Linked DNA regions of Homo sapiens: region 2 is linked to region 1. A link is an interaction called in ENCODE POLR2A ChIA-PET data of the cell type or tissue named here. Cell type or tissue: K562. All regions are shown on one strand.

Region 1 (2,500 bases):
GCCACTCTTTGGTGCCCTTGGACCAGTCAGCTAACGCCTCTGGGTTCCAGCATCCTCGTCTGCCTGAGGGGTTCGGGCTGAAGGGTCCTCTGGTCCCCTTCCGGATGTGACATTTGGCATGAATGGTCCTCCCCACCACACACATCTCCACATTCCTACTTCTCTAAACCCTAAACCCGCTCCTTTCTCTTTCATTGATTTATTTTGTAGAGACAAGGTCTCACTCTTGCCCATGGTGGAGTGCAGTGGCAGGAACAAGGCTCACTGCAGCCTCCACCTCCCGGGCTCCAGCGATCCTCCCACCTCAGTCTCCCTGCCAGTAGCTGGGATTACAGGCACGCACCACCATGCCCAGCTAATTAAAAAAAAATTTCCTACAGAGACGGGGTCTAACTATATTGCCAAGGCTGGTCTTGAACTCCTGGGCTCAAGCGATCCTCCTGCGTCGGCCTCTGGAAGTACTGGGGTTCCAGGCGGAAGCCACCGCACCTGGCCTCATTCCCCTCTTGACCCATGACAAGCTCTTGGCTTTTCCTGTCTCACCAGCCCCGCCTTCTCAGTGAGTGGTGTGGTCACCATCTCTTCTCAGTCCACTCCTTCTGGCTGGGGGCTTTCATTGAGTCCCATAGCTTGTGTTGACAAGTCTCAAATTTAAATTGCCAGACTAAACTGCATCCCTGGCTGTGGACTCATCTGCACAACCTGTGCCCAGGAACAGCTGCACGTGGCCGCGTCGCCGGCATTGAGGCTGATCACGGCCGAAACAAGTCTCGGCCCCCCCGACTCCTGTCCCCAACAGTTTAGCATGTCAGCAAGTGGCTCAGGACCCAAGCATTGGACCCATCTTTCATTTTTGCATTTTCTTCACCCTCCCACATAATCTGTCCACAAACCTCGAATGTCGTGCCTCTTAAAGGTATTTGGAATCTGTGCACATTGCAGCTTCTCCACCCCGCCACTGGAATGTCCGGCTGGGTCCTGCAGCCACCTCCAAACTGGCCACTTCCTGCTCCCGTTTCTGTCCCCGGCCCAGCAGTGGGAGCCACTCATTTAATCATCAACCTCAGACCCTGTGTAACCTCAGCTTGGGGCTCCCCGCTGTGCATCCCACAACCTCCTGCCTTGGGGCTGTGGTCAGCTCCTGTTAGAGCCTCGCTCTGTGCCAACCTGCAGGCACACTGGCCTTCTGTCTCATCCCAAACACGCCGAACCTGTCCCACCGCGGGCCTGTCCCTGGCTCTTTCCCCTGCCTGGTGTGTCTGGCTTCTTCTGGTGTGTCTGTCATTCTGGTTTTCTCCCTAAATCCACCTTCTCAGAGAGGCCATTCCAGGCCGGGCAAATGACAAGGTCGCGCCTGCCTCGTCCCTGCCTGTGGCCGTCTCTTCTTTGCCATCACAAGCATCTGAGCACTCTGTGCGTGGATTCATTTGCTTTTGTGTTCTCTGCTTTCTTGCACCTTTAAATGACAGGTCCTGGACTGTCTTGTTCGCTGCATATCCTGAGCCCAGACCAGAGCGTGGCATGGAGCTGGCTCCCGTTACATATTTTCGGGATGAATGAATGACTTTCTTCTGCTTGGCCTAGGAGGCTGTGGCTGCACAGACAGACAAGGGAGCACTGTCCTCGGAGGCTCCCGGGGAGTTCCAGGAACACAGCCCCGGAGCTCTCCTCCCAAACGCACCCCATGCGTGTCCTTGGAGGTGGGCTTCCAGAGAGTTCCAGGAACGCAGCCCCGGAGCTCTCCTCCCAAATGCACCCCACGCGTGTCCTTGGAGGTGGGCTTCCAGAGAGTTCCAGGAACGCAGCCCCAGAGCTCTCCTCCTAAATGCACCCCACGCGTGTCCTCAGAGGTGGGCTTCCAGAGAGTTCCAGGAATATAGCCCTGGTGCTCTCCTACCAAACACACCTCATGCGTGTCCTAGGAGGCTCCTGGAGAGTTCCAGGAACACAGCCCCAGAGCTCTCCTCCCAAATGCACCGCAGGTGACGGTTTCCGAGCTATCCCAGTGGAGCACAGAGATGGCAGGAAGGAGGGGAGGCAGCAGCTCTGGCCAGAGGCTGAGGGAGTTCTGGCTTTTGGGGGAGGGTGGGAATTCTGGCCACTGGTCCGGGTGGTCTGCTCTGGAAAGACCTCCTCCAAGCCCAGAGCAGAGAGGCTGGAAGGGTCAGCCTCGGGATCTCAGGGGTGATGGCCTCTCTGGGGCAGCCAGGTCAGTGGGAGTCACCTGCTTGGCGGGGCCTGGCAGCTCTGTTCTGGTTGCCTAGGACTGTAGCTGGGACATCAGGGTGGAGGGTCAGGGAGCGTGGGGCCACCCTCCCGCCTCTGCCTTCTGGGTCTCTGACCTTGAGCCATGGGGCGTTATGCGACCTCAGACAGAAGAATCACGGTCCCCAGCAGTCCCATCACGAGGAGGGGCCTGCTGCTGGGCGGGAGAGCAGATCTTCCCTTGGGCAGGAGAGTAGGCCTTCCATCAGGCGGAAGAGCAGATTCTAAGGAAAGC
Region 2 (2,500 bases), 260 kb after region 1:
GAAGGAAGCCCCTCTGAGAGGAAGCCCCTCAGAGCAAGGAGCAATGCAGTCTGAGGCCTGCGTGTGGCTTTGAATCTCTGCCTGTCTTTTATTCACCTTCAGGATGGTGGATGGCGGGTGTCTGAAGGAAGAGGGCCATGTACACACATCTGAGGTCAGGTGTGCCTGTAGACACCCTCCTGCCCCGCGAGCTCCTGGGTTCTCCCTGCAGCCTGGACATGGGCTTCAGAGAAGGGGCCGCCAAAACCACCCCTTGGGCTACCAGAGCTCTGGCATGTGGATGCCGTCCATGGCCCAAAGGAATGTGACTAGAGGAAGGGGCTTCCTAAGAGGGACTTGGAGAACAGTGATGGAGAAACCCGGGCAGGGAAAAGCCTGCAGGAGCTTTTGCCCCAGTGAGGCGGGCTGGCCTTTCTGATTCAGGAATGGCCTTGGCAAGGAGCCCTTCGACCGAGACTCCCCATCACTGCAGGCGAGTCCTTGCTTCAAAGGAGAGTGTGGGGAGGAAGCAGTTTCCTCCTAGGACATTGCCTCAGCCCTGGTTCATTGCCTCTGCCTCGGAAAGGGTCCTGTCAATTAGATCCCGTTTTAAAGCTCATCCCTTTAACTATGGATTCAATTTGGGTTTTACTGTATAGTAAATTCTAAGTCCTTATTAAAAACATGGATGCTGCAAAACGAGATTTGTCTGTTACATGCAGTGGCTGAGGCCTGGAGCAGATGGGTCTTTCAGGTCCACAGGGAAGAGATGGGCCTGAGCAAAAACTCCAGAGGAGGGTCATCTGCTCCTCCAACCCTGACCCTTCCCTTCCTTTCCCCTCCCCTTCACCACTCTCATGGGATAACCTGAATTTTCCTAAACCACATTGCTGTTCGTTGTTGGGGTCACACAGAGGAGCCAAGGAATGTGGCCGGTTGTCTCTTCTCTAGATGTTTTTGGGGATGGGGGAGCATCTTTGTTCTGGAGCTGAGAGATAAACAAAGTCTTCTGCCCTGATGCAGACAGCATGAGATGGGAGCGGGTGCTGCCGCGCATGCCATGGGGCTGAGTGTGAGCCTGCCGTGATGAGATGGGAGCGGGAGCTGCCGCACACGCCATGGGGCTGAGTGTGAGCCTGCCGTGGTAGTGCAGCTTACACTATCCAAACTCATCCATCCACCCCGGCCCCCACCCTCAGGGACGCACCCATGAGCGGCAACACATGACTTCCCATAAATCATCTCCAAATGAGCGTGCTTCCTGCACTCATCCATCACGCCCGTCTCTTGTCTGCTTGTTTTTAAAAGCTGTTAAACTGGAATCCATCACACGGGGAGCATGGCACCCTTGAGGGCTGAGCCGAGACACAGGCTGCCCGCATGAGCCGTGGGAACGTGCGTGGGGCTTCCTGGAGCACATGAGCGTTGCTTGGCAGCGGGGAGAGGGGGATCATGGCTTCATTTAGTTATACCAGAAGCGGATGGGACGTTGCTCCCAGGCTTGCAGTGAATGCATTCCTTTTGCAGGAGCTCGTCCTAGGTGCTCCTGGGTGGAACAGGCGGTGCCCAGCTGAAGGACGTTGCTGGGGTCTCTCCTTCCTACAGGGGCATCTTATTTCCTTCTTGGATCCAATATTTTAATGAGAAGACTTTAGTTTGAGCCAGTCTTTGGAGACTTGGGTCCTAAAAACTTCTGTGATTCCTTTTCTATTAAGAAATGTATTTGGAAAATATTTAGGAAGGATGCCAGGCTCAGCCACTTCAGTCCCTCATTCTGATCCTGCCTAATTCTGCCACCCTGCCCCTTTGCTTGTTCACCACCAGAGCAAGCTCTGAGGATGTCCCTGTGAGAAAGAGGACATGAGACAAGGACCTGGGGCCCCACTCCATTGCTTCTGTTTCACCCTTTTTTCCTACTCCTCCTCCTCTTTTTTTTTTTCCGGTGACGGAGTTTCGCTCTGTCGCCCAGGCTGGAGTGCGATGGGGCGATCTCAGCTCACTGCAAACTCCGCCTCCCGGGTTCACGCCATTCTCCTGCCTCAGCCTCCCAAGTAGCTGGGACTACAGGCGCCCGCCACCACGTCTGGCTAATGTTTTGTATTTTTAGTAGAGACGGGGTTTCACCGTGTTAGCCAGGATGATCTCGATCTCCTGACCTCGTGATCCACCTGCCTTGGCCTCCCAAAGTGCTGGGATTACAGGTGTGAGCCACCGCGCCCTCTTTTTTTTTTTTTTTTTTTAATTTATCTTTATTTATTTTTTTTTGAAACGGAGCCTTGCTCTTTCACCCAGGCTGGAGTGCAGTGGCGCGATCTCAGCTCACTGCAACCTCTACCTCCTGGGTTTAAGAGATTCTCCTGCCTCAGCTTCCCGAGTAACTGGGATTACAGGCGCCCACCACCACGCCTGGCTAATTTTTGTATTTTTAGTAGAGACGGGGTTTCACCCTGTTGGCCAGGCTGGTCTCGAACTCCTGACCTCAAGTGATCCACCCACCTAGGCCTCCCAAAGTGCTGGGGTT

The links. Peaks named below come from ENCODE experiments on the same cell type or tissue, not always from the same donor. Only the 100,000 strongest peaks of a DNase experiment are listed, where the experiment ranks them.
Region 2: POLR2A ChIA-PET joins it to region 1 with 5 read pairs; 2 of 35 experiments call an interaction of 5 or more read pairs at or near these places.

The regions. Positions count from the first base shown.
Region 1 is chr17:79,737,905-79,740,404 of GRCh38, reverse strand. It overlaps ENPP7 (ectonucleotide pyrophosphatase/phosphodiesterase 7), which reads right to left. Exons shown (of 6, transcript NM_178543.5): 5 at 2,343-2,489. The coding sequence ends at 2,359. Among named protein-coding and RNA genes, the nearest start is that of ENPP7, 8.2 kb to the right of the region's middle. In K562, no CTCF peak of the experiment used is centred here; no DNase peak of the experiment used is centred here; H3K27me3 peaks cover 2,500 bases.
Region 2 is chr17:79,476,977-79,479,476 of GRCh38, reverse strand. The region is part of intron 2 of RBFOX3 (RNA binding fox-1 homolog 3); the gene reads left to right. Among named protein-coding and RNA genes, the nearest start is that of RBFOX3, 130 kb to the left of the region's middle. In K562, no CTCF peak of the experiment used is centred here; a DNase peak (open chromatin) is centred at 1,176; H3K27me3 peaks cover 2,076 bases.